Regions from separate parts of the Mus musculus genome. Here region 1 is linked to region 2. A link is a loop called in an ENCODE intact Hi-C map of the cell type or tissue named here. Cell type or tissue: heart. All regions are shown on one strand. Links, peaks and the distances in the headings refer to the core of each region. The heading gives the core; the rest is flanking DNA.

Region 1 (5,372 bases), core at 261-5,260, 120 kb after region 2:
TCACTTCCATGATCTAACTTAGAAACTAATTTTAGAGGAAACTACCCAGCCCGCTTGCCACACCAACCTTGGCCTCCTCCGGTGTAATACGATGAACAGCAAAGCGACCCTTGGTGTCATAGATCAGACGGAAGTTCTCTCCGGTCTTGTCAATGCTGATGACATCTGATATCAAAGAATAAGGTTACCACAGCAACCCTCACTACACTCCTAACTGAGCTGGGGGATGTGTGTGTGTGAGCCCATTTTATCAAGACTCCACATAAACTTTAAATGGGAATTTGGGTTTCAGAAGCTATCCCCACAATATTTAAGTAACAGCCCAACAGAGATTCTGATCCAGTAGGTCTGTATGGGAGAGTAGCAAGAAATTCAAAATTTAAAAAGGAATAAAAGCCCAGTAGCCAAACCTCTCCATATTACCGTGCCAGGGTAGGGGTGAAGACGAAGACCAGGAAAGCCTGGCACTTTCCCAGTCACCTGCCACTATTGGGAGTTAAGGGCCTGTGGCCACTACCGATCCTGATTACTCACCCATAAACCCAGCAGGGTAGGTTATATCGGTCCTGACTTTCCCATCAATCTTAATGAATCGCTGCATGCAAATCTTTTTTACTTCATCTCCAGTCAGGGCATACTTAAGTCTGTTCCTTAGGAAAATGATGAGAGGCAGGCATTCCCTCAGCTTGTGAGGACCAGTGGATGGACGAGGAGCCTGGAAAGTTTTAGGAAAATTACTACACCAAAACTTGGGTTATTTTACATGGGGGGGGGGTCGCTAGAAGATTCCTCAACATTTTCTCCTCCAAAGAATGAGGCCTGCTACTTTGAGACCTGAGTCTATGTATCCACCATCAGTGTACTATGGAATACATGGAGTAGATGAAACAGATGTATCAAAATTGAGGTAGGACACAGGTCTTTAAGACAGCCAAAGATTCTCTACATTCAACTCCACAAATATGCTTGTTAAAGGTATGTCTACCTTTCACACCACAATACTTACAAACACGCCAGTCAACTTATCCAGCATCCAATGTTTTGGAGCAGCTACACGCTTCAGGTGTTTCTTGGGACCACGAGCCTGGAAGAAGTTTTCAAAGTAACGTTGTTACATTGTTTCAGGTCTTTCCAGCAAAGCCTACGGCGTAAATCCTTCAATGAACTGACTTTCGAACTTTCCCAATTAACAAAATGTGGGCAATATTGAAAGCGCCGGGTCCCAGTAAAACGTAGAAAAGACAGATAAGCATCAATAGGCCAAACCCAGTATTCGCACCTTAGCGATTCCCATTTTTTACAGTTATGCCAGATGTCTCCATTATGCCTGCTCACAAAAATTAGCCTTTCATAGCACACTTGCGAATTACCCAGTGATTCAACCCTAGACGCACAGGCAGATAGGGACAGAAAATGGCCCAGGACCGTATCTCAATTGTCAATCGAAAAGTATAGTATTAGAACACAGCCATCTGGATCGAAGGTTTCTGGTACAAAGATAAACTCTAACTCCGGCACTGGCACTACCACGTGTACTGCTCCTTTGTATACTAAAGAGTCGAAGTTTCACATTCGAAAGCGGAAGGAAGCTTTTTGTAATGCTTCGTACACTTACCAGCTACACAACATATAAAGTAAGTCCGTGCCAAAAGATAGACAAATGCACAAGTAAGAGCTAATCCTTCAAGCAGACCCTGCGCCCACATGCCCAAAGCTTCAATCTGCACTCCCGGGCCCTCGAAGTTCTTCCCCAAGTGGAAAAGCATTTCTCCCTGGGCAAGGGGATGTGTGATTAAGCCCAAGGCCTTGCTTGCCCTCTGCGGCAGACTTCCCATCCTAGCTCAGACCAGTATTCTCCCTTGCCGCCAAGCCCATCTCTGCCAGCCTGCAGCAGAGCTGCTTTCGCCTCCACCCTGTAGTCGACCGCGGGAGCCCTGATAACCCGGGCAGCATCGGTCAGGGAGGATGGAAGCCGATGCAACCCAAGAGCTCGCTGTACCCCTGCCTTACCATGGCTGCGCTAGGAACGGAAAGAGACTCGCCTTCTTCCGGCGAACGAAGAAATTAGGGTCGGAGGCTGCGCGCGCGCTGGAGCCTGGGTTGCTCCGCCCAGCCTCAGACTTTCCCAGCGGGCGGGGACTCTCTCTTGCCATCTGCTGGTGGGAGGTCAGAGGTCCCAGGCTGGGAAACTGAGGCTGAGAGAATCTCCCAAAAACTGTTTTTCCTCAGTCCTTTCTCTTCTTTGTGCCGAGTGATGAGTGCTGGGGATACCCAGACCAATCGCACCAGATAACTGCCCGCAAGGAGAGTTCTGTTAGATGGCTGAGTGATAAAAAGATACATTTTAATACTCGATACTTTTCTTATACAAAGTTTCTCTAATCTTCCAGAGTTACCAGTCCAATCAGCCAGCCCCATGCTAAGCGAAAGGTTTGGCCAACGGCATGTTTCTCTTTGCTTTTGTAAAGATTGCTGAGGCACTGAGCCATCCAGGGTGAGATGGTAGGCTCTCTGCTTGAACCTGGCATCCTGCGCATCCACTCCTGTAGAACACATTTGACATTTATTGTACTGTAAGTGGAAGAGAGGGAACATTAGAGAGTATCTGGTTTTGCCTAGCCAGTATGTAGACCTAGCTGTTCTACTTTTGAAGCTGCTGTGTTAGAGTGGTGGCACTGGCTGCCCTTCATTCACCATTTTCTGCTCTCTTAGTTATCTGTGGCCTCCCACAGGTCGATGAAGTCTGCCCATCATAAACCCAAAGATCCAGTCCCTTCAAACTATTATGAAAGGGGTATTTTTCAGCCTCACCTTTCCTCTTTCTCCTGTCCCTCCCCTCTCTCTCATATGTGTGTGTGCAGTTGTTATCATTTATTTGTTATCATTAGTGGCTGCTAGGGAATGAGTCACTTTTTCATATATATATATATATATATGCAAATGAAATATACATTTTGGGGGGGGGGTTCGAGACAGGATTTCTCTGTGCAGCGTTGGCTGTCCTGGAACTCACTCTGTATACCAGGCTGGCCTCAAACTGAAATATACATCTTGAGACAGAGCCTCATTATGTAAGCCAGGGTAGTCTCAGACTCATCATTTTTCTGCTGAGAGTTGAGTTACAGGCATGCACCCCCACAGTCTATATAGTACAAGCAAGCAGACTATATCTTTATTTTTAACTTTTGAGACAGGCTCTTCTAGACAGGCTAGGCTGACCTGCAGCTTGAGAGAGGTCATCTGCCTCATCTTCCCAAGTGCTGGGTGATACGTTACTTCGCCACTGTAGGTGAAATGAGACAAATCAAGCAGAATTAGATTATATTAAATGCAGGTTTATTGGAAAGGTGCTCTCGGGCAAGTTCACTGGCCCCAAGGACTGAGGCTAGGGGAGTCACAATGGGAAGGAAGAGATGGGGGGAGGGGGAAGAGAGGGGAGAGGGAAGAAAGAGGGGAGGAGAGAGAGGGGGAGGGGAAAACAGAGGGCAGGGGAAACAGAGGGGGAGGGGGAAGAGACAGGAGAGTGGGAAGAGGGAAGGGAAAAGAGAGGGGGAGAGGAGGAAGAGAGGAGAGAGAGGGAGGGAGGGGGAGAGAGAGAGGAGAGAGGGGAGAGAGAGAGAGGAAAATATCTGGATTATATAGGGAGCTTCTGGGGAAAAGGCAGCTCACCTCCTGGGCTGGGAAGTTCAGGCTTGGGGGCAGGGTCTGCCAGCTAGGGATTGAGGGATGCGGGGAGAATCTGGAGGCCAGGTCTGCTTTCATATGTAAAATATGCACCTCAGTCTCCTGTCCCAGGGTCTGGGATGATAGGCATGTGCCACTATGGCCAGCCTATAGTTTTATTTCTTTTCTTCCTCTTCTTTTTTAAAGATTTATTTATTATTATATGTGAGTACACTATCACTGTCTTCAGACACACAAGAAGAGAGGGCATCAGATCTCATTATGGATGGTTGTGAGCCACCATGTGGTTGCTGGGATTTGAACTCAGGACCTTTGGAAGAGCAGTCAGTGCTCTTAACCACTGAGTCATCTCTCCTGCCCCTTATTTGTTTGTTTGTTTGTTTGTTTGTTTTTCGAGACAGGGTTTCTCTGTGTAGCCCTGGCTGTCCTGGAACTCACTCTGTAGACCAGGCTGGCCTCGAACTCAGAGATCCACCTGCCTCTACCTCCCAAGTGCTGGGATTAAAGGCGTGTGCCACCACTGCCCGGCCCTAGTTTTATTTTAATTGATATATACCAAGTGTACAGATTTATGGGGCACAGTATTGCATGTTTATGCATGTATATAATGTATAATAATCAGCTCAGAGCAGTTGCCACATCTTCACCTCAGAACTTTATAAATTCTTTGTGTTGGAAGCATTCAGTATCCTCTCTACTACTTCTTTTGAAGCATCCAACCAAATCGTTTCAACCATCACTACCCTACTGTGTATCTGTTCACCATCCTTTCCATCCTCCCCAGGTGCTGTTAGCCACTAGTCTTTACTTCTTTGTGATTAGCTTTTAATACAATTAATTTATTTTCTAGTCTTATTTATCTTATTCTTGTTTATGACTGTTTGGTGTCATGTAGTCTGTGCACCACTTGCATGTCTGCTGTTCCCAGAGGTCAGAAGAGAACCTTGGATCCCCTGGAACTAGAGTCATGCATAGTGTGAGCTGCCAGGTAGATGCTGGGAGTTCAACTCAGGTCCTCTCCAAGAACAAGTGCTCTTAACAGCTGAGACATCTCTCTAGCTCCTTTATATACTTAAAAAGAAATAATATCATCTTGATTCTCCCACAGTTGTGTGTGTGTGTGTATGCACACACACAAGTGTATAATGTATTTTGGTTGTATTCACACACGCCCATTCCCCCTTTGCCACCTGCTTCATGCTCCCTCTGGGGCCCTTCTTCCCAATATGCCCTCTTCATACTTGTATTTTTTGTTTTTGTTTCTGTATCGTTTTTTAGACGCAGTCTCACTCTATAGCCCCAACTGTCCTGGAACTCACCAGAATGCACAGCATCTGTTTGCATCTGCCTCTGGAGTGCTAGAGTCAAGACCATGCTCCACCACGCTCCTCTTTCTTTCTTAAAATAACTCACTGAAGTAACTGAGTGTAGTGACACAGGGCAACAAAGTGAAACCTCCATCTCAAAAGCAAAACAAAACCCTCCACAAAACCCAAACAACTAAGTTCGTTTGTTTGAACTTAAATTTGACTTGCATGTGCGTGGGTGTGGGTTTGTTTCCTGGACCATGGGTAACTTAACAGTGACTATATCCCTGAAGAAAAATGACTCTTCCGAAGCCATTAATTCTCTAATGAAGGATGAGGCCTCATGAGCCCCTCCCCCATTCCATGTTGGAATGTTAATGA
Region 2 (5,372 bases), core at 280-5,279:
GTACAGGGCAAGGAGGCGCTCTGCAGGGCAGTGCTGTGTGGGAGCAGAGGTGCTTTCATGAAGGAAGTGATCTTGGAGTTGAGCAGATTGCCAGTAGACTGGAGCCAAGAGTGTGAATCCCACCTCTTCCCCCTTTCTCTTCTCCTGATTGTCCCTTTTCCTTTCTCCTTTTCCTTTCCTTCCCTCCTTCTTCAGAAGGTTCTCATTATAGTGTGCAGGTTGGTCTTGAACTCCTGGGCTCAAACAATCCTCCAGCCTTCGCCTCCCAAATAATTAAGACTGTGGGGTCATGTCATTTCATTCTGCATGTTTGAGTTTTTAAGACAGATGGATGGGATGTTCAAAGGCCCAGAAGTATGAAAGGGTGCGGTGTGTAAGGAGAAGAAGGAAGTGATTCAACATGTCTGGAGATAGGACAGACCAGAAGAAGAAAGGAACATAGCTGGGCAGATGAGGGCATGCCTACCTTTTGACCAGATAAAGAAGAATGTCAGAATCAGGTCCAGGAGCCTTCGTCTCCAGGAGAGCCATTGACAATGAGATTTGTAAGTTCCAGAGCAGCAGGTGTGTCCATGCACACATGCATTCAAACATACTCAGTAACACCACCCCAGATACATAGAAAGTGGGTTGATTAGTAGGAGATAGTAGAGTTTAGACCAGCAAGGAACAATAGCAATAGTCTAGGGGAGAGATGGGGAGAGGCTCAACTGAGGGGATAGGGAGTCTGGGCTGGATTGTCTGGCCTAGTCCATCCCTCAGCCAGGTTCATTTAAGTGCGGTGAGTGGGAAGAAAGACAGGAATTGCTGGGGAACTGAGCCTCCTTGTTTCAGCTGTGTGTGGGTCCTTTGATATAAGCTCCTCCCCTAAGCCATGGCCAGCACTTCACGCATTTCATTTTAACCTTTCTCACATTAACATCTGGAGGGGGACCCATGTTCCAGTTCCCACCCAACCCCGATCCTCCATTAGGAGGGCTGCTGAGGTAAGGGGCCCCTATTCTACATCTGCATGTGGCAGGTAGGAAGGGAAGGGGGTTGCAGGGAGCAGGTCAGGGCCTGCTCACTGTCACGGGAAATATCCACCCCTTTGAGCCTTTAAGCAACTGTTTTCTTCCAAGTAGGTCCCCCTGTTACCAAGGCAACTTGAGAACTCTGGGCTTTGTGTTTCTGCCCAGGGTCCCTGGGGAGAGATAGCCTGCTGAGCTTTCCCTGGTCTGGGCAAGATGCAGGATGCACTAAGTGGAGGTCCCCATTCCTTAGGTGCTTTTTTTCAGGAGGAGCCTTCGTTACCCCTTCCTGAGCTCCATAAGCCAGTTGTGACCATGGAGGGCACAGTCTGCACATCAATAGGCCCAGCTTCTTCAAGACAAATGTCTGCACCCACCTATGGACTATCCATAGATATAAAACATAAGAATCTCTGTCTTAGAATCTGAGGTAGGGGTCAAGGAGGGGTCAGCTTACAGCAGACCATGGTATATGCTGGGCAATCATCGTTATATAGATTTCTCAACTGTGAACTGTATGTTAGAATCATCTCTCTGAACTGCTGCCTGCTTTGGGAACTGTATGGGAAGGCTTGTAAGAAAATGGCCAGTAAATGTCATCTGGGCTACTTAGACCCTACAACTAGACTGGCATTAGAATTGTGTAGAAACAAAAGGACAGCCGAGCCAGTATCTTAGGCAGCAAAATCCTCTCCGGCTCGCACCATCTTTTAGGAAGAGGGCTTTGGGAAGCCTTTTCATCTTCTCACCCTTCTCTCCCTCCCCTTCCTTTCTTCTGTTCTGTCACTTCCTTATTCTTGGCATGCAAAAAGGCTGCTGTGAGGTGCAAGGTCCCCTTAGGTTGGGTGCCCAAGATCCCAGGTGGGGCCTGTCTACCTTTGGGTGGCAGCAGCAACCCAGAAAAGCAGTGGTGTCTTCAACACACACTGCTTGCTTTTTCAAGCCACATCTCTCCCGAGCAGGCTTTTATGAGGCATGGGAGAGGGAGGGAGTCAGTTGTTCTCTATTTTCTTAAACCTGGTTGCATTTTCACTTTCAAGGTTGCCATCCCCTAGTCCTCTAAGCATCTCAACATCTACAGGTATCCTTAGCAGCTACTCCTAGTTCTCCATGCAGAGGCTTATTTATGCACCTGCTTTTTCAACACCAAACTGCTGCTGCTATTCTGTCGTGTACCTCATCAACTGGGCTACTTAGTTGCTTCTGTGAATTCAACAGTGACTGAACAAGCAAAGAGGGTGTGACCAAAGAGAGGGTGGGGTTGATGACAGGCCTGGAAGCCCGAGGGACTGGCACACAGTTCCCTTTTCCTCTAGTCCTTCATCTCCTTCATCTGCTCTCATTAGTCCTTACAAAAACTGACCCTAATTACCCCCTGCCTGCAGCATCATGAAAAATCCCAGGGCTGCTGGCATCCCATCTGACCACCTAAAACCCTAGAAGGAGACCCAGTGCTCACTGGGACAGCTCACAGCCTGTGCAGCCCCGTCCTTCCCCAGAATGGACAATCAGCCACACGCTCAGCACTGCCACTGGGCTAGCCTTGCTGGGTTTCTCTGCAAAACAGAACCACCACCTGTCTGGCTCCCTCAGAGCCCCCCAGATGCAGCCCACTTGAGTCAGAGTCACCCCCACCCCCTCATTGGACCCAAGGTTCCTGAGATTTGGGTTCCTCAGATTTAAAAAGAGACAACATTGCCTGGCTGGATTATAGCATTGAAATGTTGGGTAAAATAGTTCTCTGCCCTTTCTGCCTCTCAAGTAACCAGGAATTTTCTATGAAGATGCAGAGCCGGGCAGAATCAGGATACAGGTCTGCCTTCTTAGACAGCGGAGTGGGGGCAGAGAGGAGCTGTTCTGGGAGCTGACTACCAACAACCACAGGATTGTAAAGAAGCCGTTCACTGTCACCCTTAGGGCAGTGGCTTCTAAGCCTGTGTCCGTCCTTACCTTAAAGAGGGTAGGACTAATAAATAACCTGCTGCCCAGGATGAAGGATAATGGCAGGTTCTCAGGGCTTAGTCCAGCACTCGCAAGCAGGAAGGCTCAGCAGAGGGGAAACAAAAACGTTCACTCATGTCCGAGAAAGCTAAGCCAGTCCCAGAATGAGGGTGCAGTTCTTTCTGACTCCACACTCTCTAAGAAGCAGGGAGGTCTTGCTGACCCTACTTGGCCTGCTCTGGGAATTTGGTTCCAGCTACTTCACTGGAATCCCATAGCACCATCTAGTGTCCCAAAGTGGAAGGGCGCTTTCTCGCCACCCTGCCTGCCTTCACTCCCTCCTTCCAAGAACTGCTTGTTGTTGCTGGACGTCAAGGTTTCAGGCTAGCACCGATCAGCTAAGGTGCCTGCGAAGTAAGCATCTTGGGTCCCCGTCTATGTTCAGTAACACAGACAGACACAATCTTTACACACCCTTTATTTGTTTTATTGAGGAGAGAAAGCTTTAGCATACAGAACAATTTATCTTCACAGCACAATAATACAACAGTAACAGTAAAAACAGTAACACATTTGTTTCTCTGGAGCCTCCGGGTGTCTTTGGATCACCCTTGTACCCTGCATGCATCCCCACCCCCACCCCCACCCCCCTCAACCCAAGGAGGCACTCAGAGCTTCGGACAGCTCCTGTAGCTGTCACATCACAACAAATATTGAAGAACTGGGAAAGAAGGGAAAAGGTTAAAGGAAGTTCAAGGCCCCTCTGCCCCCAGAGGCCCACAGGCCAGTTTAGTGCTCATGTGCTTGGTCTCCCTGGTCAGGGCCACAAGCATTCAGACTAAGAAGCACCGTGAAGACAGGCAAAGCCTGTGTGTGCCAAGGGGGATCTCTGGAATCTGAGGTACAAGACACCTGCTTCTTGCGCTTCTCCACAAGGACACAGGCAGCGTGACCAGTATGTTGGCATCAGCAGACAGGGTCCATAGCTTCAAGGAATAGAGTTTTCCCTTCTGGAATTCTCGCTTGAGGAAATAAGCTGAAAAAGAGACACAAAACAAAGTCTTCACATGGTTCCCTATCCTCCTGCCTTGGTGGGAATGGGCAAGGCAAACAACTGAAATGTCTAACAACTGACTCAGGAAGGTGAAATGATTCTGCGTCACACAGATGACAGCCATTTTCAGGCCTGCTGCTGGCCCTCCAGCAGGATGACCTCACCTTGAAGAAAGAAAGAAATGCTGCCTCTGTGTGGCGAGGTTCTGAATGGTCGGGAGGAAGCTATTTTGTCCTTATGGCATTCACTACTTCCCATATTTCCCATAATGACTATACGTTAACTTCTCTCTTTGGAGGAAACCATGGTAAAAGGTAGCCGCAGGCTATAGGAACCCAATTCGACTGATCTTCAGGCAAGAAATGGAAGTGCTAAACAAAAAGGCCCCTTACCTCTTGCTGATGAATAGAGAGCTCACCGTTAACCAGTCTGAGGACTAGGTCTGTCTAGGACTCCTCTTCCTCAAGTTCCTTCTCTGGTCTTAAGTTCAAACTCTAGGGCTGGGTTCTCATCTTCAGACTCCAATGAGGAAGAGACACCATTTGCTGCTTTCTTCCTGCTGACCACGGACAACTTGGGCTCCACTTTGCCCAGCTGCTAGGCACCGTGCAGCAAGTTCAATGTCCAGGAACAACTTGGGCCAGCAGTGAACCAGGCTGCCATTTTGTGGCCAGAATGGACATAATACATGTGTACTTCCCACTGCAGCAGCAGTATTTTCCTGGACCCAAAAGTGAACAGCAGGTCTTTGACTAGGGGCACCTGAGTTGGTGCCCAAGAAGCCCCAGGAGTGTGCAGGAGGCAGTCGCCTCTTAAGCCACACTGGTTAACTGAAGTTCAACAACAGGCCTAGGAGAGGTTTGCCCCTCACGTGAGAACCATAGGGGTGTTGGCCAGCAATGCTGCAATGAGTCCAGTCTCTGCAGAGCCAGCCCTGTTTTCTCCTTTCAGTTCTAAGGACTCCTTAGAGTCAGAGGGGCTTAAAGAGTGGGCCAGCAGGGCTACCCCCACAACCTAGAGGACACAGTCTCCTCAGAGGCCTCTGGCTGGGACTGCAGTCTTAAAGCCTAGCCAGAAGAGGGCCCTGTTCCTAAAGCAAGATTCACTCCTTAGGATGTCAAACTGAACTATGGTGCTCCAGCCACCTCTGCCTCCTCCTCCCCCTAATGCCAGTCCTGTAGGCAACATGAAGGCCGAATTAGCCAAAGTCTGTGCAGAGGTCCTGAGGCAGGAGTCTGAGGGGAAGGTAAACCCCAGCACTCAAAGTGAGGTCTGTTTGCCCGCCATCCCCCCTCCCGCCCCCAAAGAGAGTAAACCTCAGTCAAGTTGTCCATTGCACTCATGGCTTTGCAGGTTCTCGCTGCTCT

Evidence for each region. Hi-C counts contacts between places; a loop is a spot of excess contacts. Peaks named below come from ENCODE experiments on the same cell type or tissue, not always from the same donor. Only the 100,000 strongest peaks of a DNase experiment are listed, where the experiment ranks them.
Region 1: a loop joins it to region 2, with 7 times the contacts of the local background. A loop is called at or near these places in 5 of 42 quality-filtered maps.

Annotation. Positions count from the first base shown.
Region 1 is chrX:102,187,288-102,192,659 of GRCm38, forward strand. It overlaps Rps4x (ribosomal protein S4, X-linked), which reads right to left and starts at 2,104. Exons shown (of 7, transcript NM_009094.2): 1 at 2,011-2,104; 2 at 1,007-1,084; 3 at 535-715; 4 at 68-165. The coding sequence starts at 2,013. In heart, for the core only: a CTCF peak has its summit at 2,156 (motif pointing left); a DNase peak (open chromatin) is centred at 2,044; H3K4me3 peaks cover 1,974 bases; H3K27ac peaks cover 1,397 bases.
Region 2 is chrX:102,063,131-102,068,502 of GRCm38, forward strand. All of the region lies in intron 1 of Nhsl2 (NHS-like 2), which reads left to right. It overlaps Rtl5 (retrotransposon Gag like 5), which reads right to left. Exons shown (of 2, transcript NM_001278534.1): 1 at 4,424-5,372; 2 at 3,412-3,987. Among named protein-coding and RNA genes, the nearest start is that of Rtl5, 5.5 kb to the right of the region's middle. In heart, for the core only: a CTCF peak has its summit at 3,243 (motif pointing left); a DNase peak (open chromatin) is centred at 3,241; H3K27ac peaks cover 400 bases; H3K27me3 peaks cover 1,390 bases.